2 separate regions of the Mus musculus genome follow, and region 2 is linked to region 1. A link is a loop called in an ENCODE intact Hi-C map of the cell type or tissue named here. Cell type or tissue: left cerebral cortex. All regions are shown on one strand.

What was found. A loop is a pair of places that touch in the nucleus more often than their neighbours do. Peaks named below come from ENCODE experiments on the same cell type or tissue, not always from the same donor. Only the 100,000 strongest peaks of a DNase experiment are listed, where the experiment ranks them.
Region 2: it touches region 1 in a loop (2.3-fold over the local background); 2 of 42 quality-filtered maps call a loop at or near these places.

The regions. Positions count from the first base shown.
Region 1 is chr13:91,068,274-91,076,273 of GRCm38, forward strand. All of the region lies in intron 3 of Atg10 (autophagy related 10), which reads right to left. Among named protein-coding and RNA genes, the nearest start is that of Gm46434, 140 kb to the left of the region's middle. In left cerebral cortex, a CTCF peak has its summit at 4,265; a DNase peak (open chromatin) is centred at 4,290.
Region 2 is chr13:90,988,690-90,996,689 of GRCm38, forward strand. The region is part of intron 5 of Atg10 (autophagy related 10); the gene reads right to left. Among named protein-coding and RNA genes, the nearest start is that of Gm46434, 61 kb to the left of the region's middle. In left cerebral cortex, no CTCF peak of the experiment used is centred here; DNase peaks (open chromatin) are centred at 4,473 and 5,164; H3K27ac peaks cover 1,130 bases.

The sequences.
Region 1 (8,000 bases):
AAACAGTCCCATAACAACTAAAGAAATAGAAGTAGTCATTAAAAGTCTCCCAACCCAAAAAAAAAAAAGTCCAGAACCATCTGATTTTAGTGCAGAATTCTATCAAACCTTCAAAAAAGACCTAATACCAATACTCTTCAAACTATTCCACACAATATAAACAGAAGGAACACTACCCAAATTCTTTCTATGAAGCCACAATTACATTGATACCAAAACCACACAAAGACCTAACAAATAAAGAGAACTTCAGACCAATTTCCATTATGAATATTGATGCAAAAATACTCAATAAAATTCTTGCCAATCAAATCCAGGAACACATCAAAACGATAACCCACCAGGATCCATTAGTATGGAGGGATGGATCAATATATGGAAATCCATCCACCACATAAACAAACTCAAAGAAGAACACCACGTGATCATTAGATGCTGAAAAAGCATTTGACAAGATTCAACATCCCTTTATTTTAAAAGTCCTTGAAAGATCCGGAATTCAAGGCCCATACCTAAACATAGAAAAAGCAATATACATCAAGCCAGTAGCCAACATCAAACTAAATGGAGAGAAACTTGAAGCAATCCCACTAAAATCAGGGACTAGACAAGGCTGCATTCTCTCTCCCTAGCTATTCAATATAGTACTTGAAGTTCTACCTAGAGCAACTAGACAGCAAAAGGAGTTCAAAGGGATATAAATTAGAAAAGTAGAACTTAAACTATCACTATTTGCAGATGATATGATAGTATACTAAGTCAACCCACAAACTTCAGCAGAGAACTCCTACAGCTAATAAACAACTTTAGTAAAATGGCTGGATATAAAATTAACTCAAACAAATCAGTAGCTTTCTTGTACTCAAAGAATAAACAGGCTGAGAAAGAAATTAGGGAAACAACATCCTTCACAATATTCACAAACAATAAAAAGTATCTTGGTGTGACTCTAACCAAACAAGTGAAAGATCTGTATAACAAGAACTTGAAGTCTTTGAAGAAATTGAAGAACACCTCAGAAGATGGAAAGATCTCCCATGTTTGTGGACTGGCAGGATTAATATAGTAAAAATTGCCATCTTGCCGAAAGCAAACTACAGATTCAATGTAATTCCCATCAAAATTCCAACTCAATTCTTCATAGAGCTAGAAAGAGCAATTCTCAAATTCATCTGGAAATAGAAAAAAAAATCCAGATATGGAAAACTATTCTCAACAATAAAAGAACTTCTGAGGGAATCAGCATCCTGGACTTCAAGCTGTACTATAGAGCAAAAGTGATTAAAACTGCATGGTATTGGTACAGTGACAGGCACGTAGATCAATGGAATATAATTGAAGACCCAAAAATGAACCCACACACCTATCTATGGTCACTTGATATTTGACAAATGAGCTAAAACATCCACTGGAAAAAAGACAGCATTTTCAACAAATAGTGCTAGTTAAACTGGTGGTTAGCACGCAGTAGAATGCAAATCGATCTGCTCTTATCTTCTTGTACAACACTCAAGTCCAAGTGGATTATGGACCTCCACGTAAAACAATACACTGAAACTGATAGAAAAGAAAGTGGGGAAGAGCCTCGAGAACATTGGCACAGGGGAAAATTTCCTGAACTGAACACCAATAGTTTATGCTCTAAAGTCAAGAATTGATAAATGGAATCCCATAAAATTACAAAGCTTCTGTAAGGCAAAGGACACTGTGAATAGGAGAAAATGGCAACCAAACAGAGTGGGAAAAGATCTTCACCGACCCTACATCTGATAGAGGGTTAATATCCAATATATACAAAGAACTCAAGAAGTTAGATCCAGAGAATCAAATAACTCATTAAAAATGGGGTACAGAGCTAAACAAAGAATACTGAATGGCTAAGAAGCACCCAAAGAAATGCTCAACATCCTTAGTCTTTAGGGAAATGCAAATGAAAACAACCCTGAGAGTCCACCTTACACCAGTCAGTATGGCTAAGATCCAAAATGCAGGTGACATCAGTTGCTGGAAAGAATGTAGAAAATTAGAGACACTCCTCCATTGTTGGTGGGATGGCAAGCTGGTACAACCAATCTGGAAATCAGTCTGGCAGTTCCTCAGAAAACTGGACATAGTACTACCTGAGGATCCTGCTATACCACTCTTGAGCATATACTCAGAAGATGCTCCAACATGTAACAAGGATAATTGCTCCACTATGTTCATTAGCAGCCTTATTTATTATAGCCAGAATCTGGAAAGAACCCAGATGTCCTTCAACAGAGGAATGGATACAGATACAGAAAATGTGGTACATTTACACAACGGAATATGACTCAGCTATTAAAATCAACGACTTCATGAAATTCTTAGGCTAATGTATGTAACTAGAAAATATCATCCTGAGTGAGGTATCCCAATCACAAAAGAACACACATACACTCAGCCCAGAAGCTCGGAATACCCAAGATACAATTCACAGAACAAATGAAGCTCAAGAAGAAGGAAGATCAAAGTATGGATACTTCGGTCCTTGTGAGAAGGGGGAACAAAATACCCATGGGAGGAGATACAACTTGTGGAGCAGAGACTGAAGGAAAGGCCATTCAGAGACTGCTCCACCTAGGGATCCATCCCAAATGCAGTCACCAAACCCAGACTCTATTGTGGGTGACAATAAGTGCTTGCTGACAGGAGCCTGATAGTGCTGTCTCCTGAGAGGTTATGCCAGTGCCTGACATATCTAGAGGTAGATCCTCTTAGCCAATCATTGAACTGAGCACAAGATCCCCAATGGAGGAGCTAGGGAACAGAAAGAAGGAGCTGAAGAAGCTTGCAGCCCCATAGGAGGAACAACAATATGAACCAACCAGGACACCCAGAGCTCCCAGGGACTAAACCACCAACCAGAGTACACATGGAAGGACCCATGGCTATAGCTGCATATGTAGCAGAGGAAGCCCTTATTGGACATCAGTGGGAGGAGAGACCCTTGGTCCTGTGAAGGCTCGATGCCCCAATGTAGGAGAATTCCCAAGACAGGGAAGGAGGAGTGGGTGGGTTGATGAGCAGGTTGTAAAGTTACTCTACAATAAAACAGGGAGGATGGGACAGGAGATTTTCGGAAGAGAAACCAGGAAAGGGAAAAACATCTGAAATGTAAATAAAGAAAATATCTAATAAAATACCTATTAATTTAATAATACTTGTACATATAGTATATGCCCAAGATGATATATTGATCAGGTTTTTAAATGGAAAAAACCCTCATTTGCTAATATCACAACTATACAATTCAGTATGGTACCAGAATGATATAAACCATATCTCAGGTGATATGCTCCATAATAATGTGAAAATAGCTCTATGAACTTTGTACATGTTCGGGTAATCACAGATGAAGACTTCAACCTTTTTGTTTTTTGTTTTCGAGACAGAGTTTCTCTGTATAGCTCTGGCTGTCCTGGAACTCACTTTGTAGATAGGCTGGCCTGGAACTCAGAAATCTGCCTGCCTTGGCCTCCTAGGTGCTGGGATTAAAGGCATGCACCACCACTGTCCTGCTGAAGACCTCAATCTTAACTGCAAAGGATATGAGATCTCAGGATATGAAAATGGCACCTAGCCTATATAATGAATGATTCTAACTAATAGAAATGAGGCACAGGCTAATCTGGGTAGAAGCCATGGAAAGAAAGATCCAACATACATGATACTGAAGCCCTAGACAACTTAGCAAATTACAATATTTGTATGAAATATAGTATAGAACCTGAAATAAGATTGATTACTACCTTAATAATAGAAAAGAGAAAGAGTACAAAAAACAATAAATCAATATTCTTCATGAATATAGACATGAACCCTTAGTAAATTTACAGGAGATGGAAAATGAAAAGGCAAAACTCTATTTCTAGATGATACACTAGGTACATAGAATTCATGTCGTTCTCTAGAGTAACTACTTCTGCAAGGTTCCAAAATTCAAGATTAATATAGAGAAGTCAACTGTAGTTTTATGTGTAACAGCAAGTAACTAAAAAATGAACATTTCAGAAAACCCATTTAAAATAGCACCCAAACCATACACTATTTAAGCCTGGGTCTGATCAAAGACCTGCATCGCTCTACACTGCTGTACAGAAAGGACACTCAGAGAATTCTTTTAGGGCCTATATCATCTGAGATAAATGTCATATACTCCATATGTCAGAAGACTCTGTATTGTTAAGGCATAAAAGGCTCTGAAAATTGATCTAGATGATTCAGTGCAGTTCCAAATGAAGCCCAGCAGGGAGTGGGAGGCAGTGTACACTCAGCTCTATCTTTCATTATGCACAGAACTAACAACACAGATATAACCCAATGCAAAGCTAAAATAAAATTTCTTAGACTAGAACCTGGAGGTGTGAGGATGTGGTTCAGTAGAGAAATAGTACCTATCATGTGGAGGTGTGAGGCTCTGGTTCGGTAGTAGAAACTGTACCTATCATGTGCAAGGTCCTAGGTTTGAACCCTCACAAACTTTCATCCCCCAACACAGGAGAAACAAACAACATGAGAGACAATCTTTAAGACCTTAACATAAGCAAGAATTTTCTAGCACACAGACAGCATGACCCTCCCAAATTATAATTGATTTTGACAGATGTAAATATTTTGTCCTTATAAAACTAGGAATTAAAGACAAGTCATACATGGAAGAAATATATATTTGAGAATATGTAAGACTGTTATATTAAGGAGATAAGACATCTACTTTCAAACATGCTAAAATTTTGGACATACACTTCCCCTAAATAGAAATGGGTAATGAACGTATGATACCACAATGGGATACCACTAAAGAAGTGATTATTATCATAATATGTGTTGACAAAGATGTGCAGGTGGCAATAAGAAATGTTACAACCAGTTTTTAAAATGTGACAATTTATAAAAGGTAAATATACATCTGCATTTGACACAATGTCCACAGCTAGATTCCCCTCCATGTCCCCCTGACCCGGCATAATGAAAAACATGACTGCGGAAGCCTGCTCACCCATGTCTACAGTACAGTACCCACGACAGTCCCATGTGGAAAGCAGCAAATGTTCAGCAATGAAGTGGAAAGTGTACCCTACAATAAAACAGAACTCTTGACATGTAATATCATGTGAGTGAATCTTTGGTTAGTTACGCTATGTGAAGAACCAGCACACAGAATATATATTTTATCATCCCTTTCATATAAAATGCAATACAGAAGAACAAATAACAGTAAGAATGCTTGAAACAAGCCATAAGGACGTTTTATATTTAAATAATTATAGACAAAGAACTACAGGCAACCAGTGACTGCCAAAAATAGGTGAATGAGTCCTTCTAAGGGATGAGCCCCTAACTCTTATTCAATAGCCGATGGTCAGCCCTGAAGTCACAACATAAACACAAGCAACATCAAACAAACTCATTAGGTTGTATTTATGGACTTACTTAACACACATACACTCACCAATAATAACCAAAGGAAAAGGCCATCAACTTATGAGGGGGCAGAGAGGTAAGGAGGGAGGAGGAAAGAGAATGGGAGATATTATGTAATTACATTGTAATTCAAAGTAAAAAAATTAAATGCAAATTAATAGCAAAGCAATTTTCAAAACCACAGCAGTTTTGCTAGGGGATAAGGCTAGACTACAGAGATTCAGAAACTCTCTAAGGAATAAGGGGTCGTCATACAATATTATGATTATAATGATGCTGCAGTTTGGCAGTGTATATAAATATCATAACATGACCAACTACCCACTTTTTTTTTCCATTTTTTATTAGGTATTTCGCTCATTTACATTTGCAATGCTATACCAAAAGTCCCCCATAGCCACCCACCCCCTCTCCCCTACCCACCCACTCCCCTTTTATGGCCCTGGCGTTCCCCTGTACTGGGGCATATAAAGTTTGCGTGTCCAATGGGCCTCTCTTTCCAGTGATGGCCGACTAGGCCATCTTTTGATGCATATGCAGCTAGAGTCAAGAGCTCCGGGGTACTGGTTAGTTCATAATGTTGTTCCACCTATAGGGTTGCAGATCCCTTTAGCTTCTTTGGTACTTTCTCTAGCTCCTTCATTGGGGGCCATGTGATCCATCCAATAGCCGACTGTGAGCATCCACTTCTATGTTTGCTAGGCCCAGGCATACTCTGACAAGAGACAGCTATATCAGGGTCCTTTCAGCATAATCTTGCTAGTGTATGCAATGGTGTCAGCATTTGGAAGCTGATTATGGGATGGATCCCCGGATATGCTAGTGTCTACATGGTCCATCCTTTTATCTCAGCTCCAAACTTTGTCTCTGTAACTCCTTCCAAGGGTGTTTTGTTCCCACTTCTAAGGAGGGGCATAGTGTTCACACTTCAGTCTTCATTTTTCTTGAGTTTCATGTGTTTAGGAAATTGTATCTTATATCTTGGGTATCTTAGGTTTTGGGCTAATATCCACTTATCAGTGAGTACATATTGTGTGAGTTCCTTTGTGAATGTGTTACCTCACTCAGGATGATGCCCTCCAGGTCCATCCATTTGGCTAGGAATTTCATAAATTCATTCTTTTTAATAGCTGAGTAGTACTCCATTGTGTAGATGTACCACATTTTCTGTATCCATTCCTCTGTTGAGGGGCATCTGGGTTCCTTCCAGCTTCTGGCTATTATAAATAAGGCTGCTATGAACATAGTGGAGCATGTGTCCTTCTTACCAGTTGGGGCATCTTCTGGATATATGCCCAGGAGAGGTATTGCTGGATCCTCCGGTAGTACTATATCCAGTTTTCTGAGGAACCGCCAGACTGATTTCCATAGTGGTTGTACAAGCCTGCAATCCCACCAGCAATGGAGGAGTGTTCCTCTTTCTCCACATCCACGCCAGCATCTGCTGTCACCTGAATTTTTGATGTTAGCCATTCTGACTGGTGTGAGGTGGAATCTCAGGGTTGTTTTGATTTGCATTTCCCTGATGATTAAGGATGTTGAGCATTTTTTCAGGTGCTTCTCTGCCATTCGGTATTCCTCAGGTGAGAATTCTTTGTTCAGTTCTGAGCCCCATTTTTTAATGGGGTTATTTGATTTTCTGAAGTCCACCTTCTTGAGTTCTTTATATATGTTGGATATTAGTCCCCTATCTGATTTAGGATAGGTAAAGATCCTTTCCCAATCTGTTGGTGGTCTTTTTGTCTTATTGACGGTGTCTTTTGCCTTGCAGAAACTTTGGAGTTTCATTAGGTCCCATTTGTCAATTCTCGATCTTACAGAGCAAGCCTTTGCTGTTCTGTTCAGGAATTTTTCCCCTGTACCCATATCTTCAAGGCTTTTCCCCACTTTCTCCTCTATAAGTTTCAGTGTCTCTGGTTTTATGTGAAGTTCCTTGATCCACTTAGATTTGACCTTAGTACAAGGAGATAAGTATGGATCGATTCGCTTTCTTCTACATGATAACAACCAGTTGTGCCAGCACCCAACTACCCACTTTAAATAACAAGTCTATAGCAGTTAAGCTATTCCCCATGGAAGTTGATGAGAAAAAATAATTCTTACAGTGTTAGGCTAGGATGCAACGCAGGATGTCATCCACAGTTCTAGGAATGAATGGTATCTCAAGATTAAAGACCAAAGATATGCAGTGAATATTGCTAATGGTGTTTCAGATGAATAGGTACAGATCAACAATTCTGACACTGATATGTATGTGTCCTGGATTGAATGACCAAGAAATGACTCCTAATGACCTATTGTTACACTCATAGATTAGGACATGTCTCATCCCTCATCAAAGAACCTTGTTTTTGCAATAGATGGAGATTAAACCATAGGCCCACAATTGGTCAAGGTTCAGAGAATAAGAGACTAAGGGATGCTCGGTCCTATACGGGACATCTCATTATACCTCCTCCTCTTGAGGATCAGGGATCACTGTGAAAAAATGAGTGGAAAGATTGTCAGACCCAGAGACGGCAGCCAGCTACAAGAAAACAGCATTTTCTGGA
Region 2 (8,000 bases), 80 kb before region 1:
AAAGTGATCATGTATACATATACTTTATGCATGAATGTATGTATCAGGTATGTGAGCATTGAGTGATTATGGCTAAAACCCAGAGGAAGGAGGCCCACACATTTAAGATAAAGAAGATAGATAGTAGGCCTTTTAGAACTGGACAGCAGAGACTAAGATGTAGCTGCTCGAGTTTCCCAGTATCATGGTGGATCCACATGGATCTGCCACCAAAGGAATCAGATTTTAATAAAGCTGACAAGATTAGGTTTTAGTTGTTGAGCCCAGAGATTGAGTTACCATTGTTTCTGAACTAAGTTTATGTTGCATTTTCCTTCACACAGAAACTTGTCTGGGTTCAAGACAGAAAGGTACCGTGGCAAAGCACGGGTTTGCCAGATGTGCACCATAAAGGCCATGGGGGATTTGAAGCATGGGATTAGCATGGTAACATTCCGCCAGTGGGAACCTAGTGAGCTGAGTGGAGACATTTCAGGAGCTCCAAACCAGAGAATCTCCACAAAATAAAACAGATTGGCCATTGCCCACCAGTGCTTGGTCAGCCAGGCTGCTAGGGCAGAGGAATAACTGCTGGAGCAAGCTGGGTCACTTCCCCTTTACAGGTGGCAAACCAATGTCTTGGGAAAGAATCCACTAGAAAATTAAGATTATTAGCCTGAGAGTTAGAGTTTTATTTATTTTCTTTTTTTTTTTTTTTAAGTGAGTAGCTGGGACGAGTCATGAGAGACAAGTCAACGTGGACTCAAGCACAGGAATTGAAACAAAGAAACTGCTGGTAGGCTCTGTGGGGGAATGCAGGCTGTTCTGAGTCAGAGAGCTGTAGAATGGAAGTTGCCTACTTCTTGGGGCAGAGATTGATTGAACTGTGAATTTATAAAACTGGGACTATTTGCTTTTAGGATAGATTTATATACAGATTTTTGTCCAAATCATATGGGTAATTTCAGCTGTGGTTCAGAACTAGGATAAGGAAAATTAGTCACTGACATCAAGTGAGAGGGCAGTGAACAGGTATTAATAAAATAAATGTCTGTGGCTCTAGGCAGAGAGCCGGATAGATGGTATAACAAGTTGGCTGCTCTAGGCAAAAAGCTGAACCATAAGATGGTATAAGATTGCGTTACTTGCCTTGCAGGACACTCATATTCTGTCTAACGTGGGCTCCATGGGTATACTGGGTTTTATATTCTCTTGGCAACATAGGAAACGGCTAAGTATAGGCACATGCAGTATTTTAGTTTACTTCATTTATTTTGGATTGTTTTAATTTGAACTAGGATAGGGACTATTAGTCATTGACTCCAGAGTAGAGATTGCAGTGATAATCATTGCCTGCCTTGAACAGGTATTAATTGTCTATGTCTGTGGCTCCAGGTAGAGAGTTCAACAGACAGATATTATACAGGTATTAATAAAATATATCTATGGCTCTGGGCAAAGAATAAATGGAAAAATGGTATAGATTGTTTAACCAGCCACCAGAAGCTCATATTCTGCTAATGTGGGCTCTATGGGAATCTTGAGTGTCTTTTCCTGTTTGGAAAGATAGGAAAGACCTAGTATAGGCACATGCAGTACCTTAATTTACTTCATTTGTTTTATATTGTTTTAATTTTCAAAATGGGTGTGATGTTGAGTTTTGTGGTTATATTATTCCTCCGGGAGAGAGGTCCAAATAAAGGTTTTTTTGTTTTTTTGGGTTTTTTTTTTTTGTTTTTTTTGTTTTTTTTTTTTTTTTTTTGTTTTTGTTTTGTTTTTTCTGGTTACTGGCTCAAGGATATGCTGATTTGGGAAAAATGTTTTGTCTTTATGTTTTTGGAAAAGGTGATTAAGGTATTAACCTTTCAGAGTTATGGGGATCAGATTTGATAAAGGAAAACCCCTGAAGAACTAGATTCCAGAGAATCAAACAAAAAGGTTATCTTGATGATACTAAAAATTTGTTTTGAGATTTGTATATTACAGAATATACAGCCTTGGTGAGTCTCCACTTGAACTCCGGATGTCTTGGACTTTCAGCCGGATTCAGCCAAGACACAGACATCAGAGACTAAATCAATTGTTGGTGTAGCCTTCTTATACTCAACCAACTCTATTTTCCCTATCCTTCCCCCTTCCCCACTGCCCCCAAATATCTCAACACCCATATTCAGCTTAAAGAAGTTATAAAGAGGATGTCTTGGACTTTCATCTGAATTCAGTCAAGACACATACATCAGATACTAAATTAATTGTTGGTGTGGCCTTCTTAAGGCCAACCAACTCTATTTTCCCTACCCCACCCCTCAATATCTCAATGGCCATATTCAGCTTGAAGAAGTTATGAAGAGTCGTGATCCCATTTCCCTGGGCTTTGGGCCTGGAGGGGGTTATTATAGGTTGTCTTTCCAGGGAATGCAGAAATGGTCATAAGTGGAACAGGGAGGAATAGCTAGAATTGTTGCATAGCCATAATCTCATTTTGTAGAAATCTTTTTGTTACTGAGTTGAAGTCATAATTTCTTATTTTGGTACAGAATTTAATTTGATGCAAAAATCAAGGTTTTCACTGGTATAAATTTCTTCTATTGATACAAAAATTTTAAAAGTACAGGTCTTTGACCCAGTCCTTCTGTAACTGTTATTATAAACTGATCTAAGATGATTAAGTCTGTGAGTTAAGGGCCAAATAGCAAATTCATGGCTCTGAGTTTATTGTTAGATTGTTTTCAGAGATTTTAATTAGCAATAGCTGAGAGTAGTTAACGTAGAACAGTCCAGATTACTTTATATAGATAGTTGGTTTTCAAAAACATTAGAAATCCAGAGAATGTGACATTTAATGTTATTTATTCACTTGTGGTTGAGACAAGTCTACTCCTGACACATTCCCTTTCTTGGATTCAAAGAAGAAATTGAGCATCATTGGAGTTGCACCAGTTGTGGTGAGACAGCCACTAGGCAAGAATTGCCTCATTTCATGTACAGACAAAATACTGTCCAGAAAAAGGACACACTATGTGGAATAGTCAACTGACAATCTCTGCCACAACAGAGTAATCAGCCCTTCAAAATTTTGCATTACAAAGGTCTGTCAGATGATCCTGGGCCAGAAGGCTGAAGACCTGTCGACGCTCCAACATTTTGAAGTACAGGGACTGTCCAGGTGATCAGCGCTCTCTATAGATTGGCTAAGTTTTGGAAGCTACATTTTGTGCTTCTCATATTTTCAGGTAGTATTAGTTGTTCTTGGATTTCTGATGGGGTTGAAGACTGGTAATCTCATAGCCAATCAAAGTTGTTTAGCACTGAGAAAGATAATATAGGTTTGAGAGGACGGTTTTCAGATGGCTTACAATCTAAAGCCAGGACATGAGTCAGGTGTAGAATGATAAGTCTTTTAATTTAGGATACATGACAATGTTCTATCTTAATGACAAAATTGATGGACTGAGTGTTAGGGCTATCTTCTACTTTATATATTACAAAATGATAATAGTTGTGCTCTATTTATATTTGAGAGAAAGGTTCTGTTTTTTTTTTATTAGAACAGTAAGAGGGAAGTGTTGTGGATGACCCTGATGCTGTTCTTGTAAGCCAGTCTCCTAATGAATAAAAGAGTCAATCACTGGGTGAGTAGGTGGGACTTCCCAGTTGGATGGAGGAAGAAGGAAAGAGTAGAATGGCACAGCAGAGAGGTAAGATGTAGCTGCTAGTTTCCCAGTATCATTGCAGATCTGCAAGGATTCACCACTGAAGGAATCAGATTTAATAAGGCTTACAAGATTAGGTTTTAATTGTTGTGCCTAGAGATTGAGTTACCATTGTTTCTGAAAAAAACAAAAAAACAAAAAACAAAAGAAGATAGATAGAATGAGAGAGAGAGAAAGAAAGAAAGAAAGAAAGAAAGAAAGAAAGAAAGAAAGAAAGAAAGGAAGGAAGGAAGGAAGGAAGGGAGGGGAGGGAGGAGAAAAAGAGAAAGAAAGAAAGAAAGAAAGGAAGAAAGAAAGAAAGAGAAAGAAAGAAAGAAAGAAAGAGAGAAAGAGAGAAAGAGAGAGAGGGAGAGAGGGAGGAAGGAAACAGAGTTGGTAGTAGGTATTTAAAAATGTTCTCATTTTTGATTGTGTAGTAAGTAGTCATACAGGAAAAATTGCTACATGCTAATTAATGAGCTATATAGTTTAGGTTGGTGTTCTTTTCAGAATGTGCCTTGAATTTCAATGAATGTATATATGGTTGCAGGAAGAAATTAGGGATGTATTGGTATAAAGTGTGGTTAATAATGCACTTTATTCATTGGCGTGGTGAGATGTATCAGTGGGTAAGGGTACCCAAGACTCATTACCTGAGTTCAATCCCTAGAACTCACATCATGGAAGAGAGAACTGACTGTCACAAGTCGTCCTCCAACACCACCCGCACACTACTCTGTGCAGTGCTTCCGTCTCTCTTCTGACTCAGAACATCTGGCTTAAATCCTACTCCCCTACTAGGTGACTTTGTGTGCAGGCAGATGATTCATCCAACATTCAGTCTCTCTCTAACTCCCACTGCAGCTTGACACCCCAGTAGCTGTAGTCTGTAGTTTCCTATCTTTTGAAACCTCTTCTGAATTATTCTCAACATTTCAGTTCTTTGACCCCTTGGTCGCATGTTCTGTGTGCTCACTTCCTCTCTTACCTATTGAATTTGGGTTGCGCATTTTGTCTCTTCAGCCACTTTCCTTCCAATACTCTTGTGTCCCTTGCCTATTGCCTCTGCATCTTAATTCTGATGAAGTCCCAGTTCTGGATGACTGCCTACTCTACCCTTGAGTCCAGGGTGCCAAACACTTCTTCAGAGAATCACATAACTGCCCTAGCTCCCAGGGGTCCTTCATACTTCCTGCACATCTTGATAATGTCTCTAGTCCCTTTTTCATCTCTCCCAGAAAGGAACTCAATCTGCATTTGTTCTAAAACTGCATCCATCCCTGTCTGTAATGAAGATAAACTTCCTTCCCACCTTACAGTAAAAAAGGGACAAACCACAAATATCCTCTTATCCCACTAACTGTATCTGATCATAGCACATGCGGGAGGCGGTTGCGGCCACATGGGCCTAGATGGCGCCCTGGCTCATTGCCAGGACCCGCACATGTTTACTGCCTTGCCCGAGCATGCGCAGTGAGGCTGCATGCGTGGGCTGCCTACCAGGCTGGACTGTTGTGATCCGGACCTGTCAGACCGACCTGAGCTTGTGCCTGGATGAGGTGGGGTGGAGCGAGATGAGGTCAGTCAGTGCGAGTATAGGAGGGTTGTTGTTGCCCTTGCCCCGAGTGGAGAGAGCTGTAAGAGAGAAAGCTGCGAGTAAAAGAAGCTGTTGCGTGAACCGGATGGACTTGGTGTCTGTGTCGTTCTTGTCTCTGTGGGTTGGAGACTGCAGCAAGCACATATTTGTTTCTTATTGCAGAGGAAGAGCCACCCTTCATTCCTTTACTATACCCTCTTTCTAGGGCTGTGTTCTTTTGGCTCTACCCCTCCTGTATCCCTACTTTTTAAACACCCCAGTTTTTCCCACTGGAAATGAACAAATCAACAATGATGAAGAACAAAGCTTTCTTTTACTCTTCATGCTCTTCTCTGAGAATCACCCACCTCCCTCTCCAATCATAGAAAGATCTCCTGTGCTGTGTTTGCTTCCTCATCTCCCACACCAATCAACAAGCCATACAACATGTTTATTTACCACAAGAACACAGATGACTTTGGTGCTGCTAGTTGGACAAGCACACTTCAGGCTTTTCTTAACAAGGATCCTCTGAAGCTGAGGCCCACTCATGCCTGAGTTCCTCAATACTAGAACTTTCTGGTCTGCACATGCTCACAGCACCCCTCCTTCATGCTGTTCAGAGGTGATCAACTCTTTTAAGGAAAGCAAGCTTTTCAGCCTCCTTTTAGGCTGTCTTCACTCTACATTTTACACATGCCTGAGTGATGTCATCTATCCCTGAGGCCTCATTACCATTTATTGCTGATAGCATAAAACTCAATATCTCTATTCCTGAACCATCTCATGAGGGTTCCAATACATGGGTCTTGGCCAAGACATCTTTCATGTTCTTTAACCTTAGGATCTGCATTCCCAACTCACACCTGTTAATGGCACTGCATGTGGGCCAGTTCCCCCATACTGTCAGCTTGACCTCCTCAGTGTCAGATGGTTAGTGCCACTATGATTTAGTTCCTCATGCCTCTGCCCCCACCTACACCAGTTTGATGCTTTGCTTGGGTTATTTGTCCTTCTTCTGGTCTCCTGGCCCCAATCCTCCTCTGTCCAATCGTTTCCATACTATAGCCAGGTTAACCTGCAGCTGTTCAAACATTTGCTTTTCATTACATTTAGAACCCAAGCGAACAGAGTCCATGTCTGTGCTGTTAACCTAGCAACTACTATAGTACCTGGTAATCAATAAAGCTATAAAGAAGTATTTATGAAAGAGATAGACAAACATATTCTTATCCTTATCTAATTTAGAGGAAATAAAGAAATAGCCCTAGAGACATCTTGTGGGTACCGTTATGTTACTGCTTATCTAGGCACCCCAGAGTTTGGTGCAGATATGGTCCATATTTGCTGAGCCAACAAGGAGCAAATCTCAGAACTGAGATGTTAAGGCACTCTGCATTGTGACACAGTGGAAGCATCTGAGGGAGGAAGCAGTGGGACTTCTCCAAGACAGATGAGAAGTCACCTGCCAGTTAACAACTGTCACAGCATCTGACTAGTGCACACACTGATCCTATCAATCATGTGACCAGTGTACACACTCCTTCCCATCATGTGACCAGTATACCCACTCTTTCCCATAGTGTGACCAGTGCACTCACTCCTTCTCATGGCTTTTTTGTCTTCTATCACACCAGCTTATCTCTTATTTCTGCTACTGTAATATCAACTAAGGGCAGTAATTTTGTTCTATTTTGCTATTAAACCTATAACTAGTGTTCAATGAATATTATTAAATTATATTGATTGAACAGGGATTGTTAAATGTTTACTTTGTGTAATTAAGATAACATATTATTAACATAATTTTGTCTCTACTTTAGATATTAAAGAAGAGTCCGTGAAAATTGTATAATATCCTTAAGATGTAGCTTAGAGTTATAGATAATAGTACCAAAGGAAACACAAATAACATGGAAGAAAATTCGAAATGTATCAATATCACAATAAAAATAAACTTTCTGATTTAGAGACAAAACAGACTAAAATTTGAACAATTCAAACATATATAAAGGTATGTGTGTGTGTGCTAAGCAAGTGAGATGATGTAAGCCTGCTACAGTCTACCTCTCCCATTGATTGAAAAAAGAAAAAGAAACAATCCCATGTGATCATCTCATTAGATGCAGAAAAGGCCTTTAACAATATCCAACTCCCCTCATGGTAAAAGTCCCAGACAGATTAGGGATGTAAGGGATGTACCTAAACATAATAAAGGAAATGTACAGCAAGCATATGGCCAATATCAATTAAATAAAGGCATTCCATTAAAATCCGGAACAAGATAAGGTTGTCCATTTTCTCCATATCTGTTCTGTATAGTACTTGAAGTTTTAGCTAGAGCAATAAGACAACTGAAGGAGATCAAGGGGATACAAATTGGAAAAGAAGAAGTCCAAAGTATTGTTATTAGCAGGTGATATGACATTATATGCAAGTGACCTTAAAAATCCCACCAGGGAGTTCCTTCTGCCAATAAAAACTTTCAATGAAGTAGCTGGATACAAGATTAACTAAAAAAACAACAAAACAAAACAAAAACAAAACAATTCAGTAACAGTAGCCCTCCTATATACAAATGACAAATGAACTGAAAACTAATTCAGGGAATAATACCTTTCACAATAGTCTCAAATTTAAAATATCCTGGGGTGACTCTAACCAAGCAAATGAAAGATCTCCATGATAAAATCTTTAAGTCTTTAAAGTAATTGAAGCAGATTCCTGAAGATGGAAAGATCTTCCATGCTCTC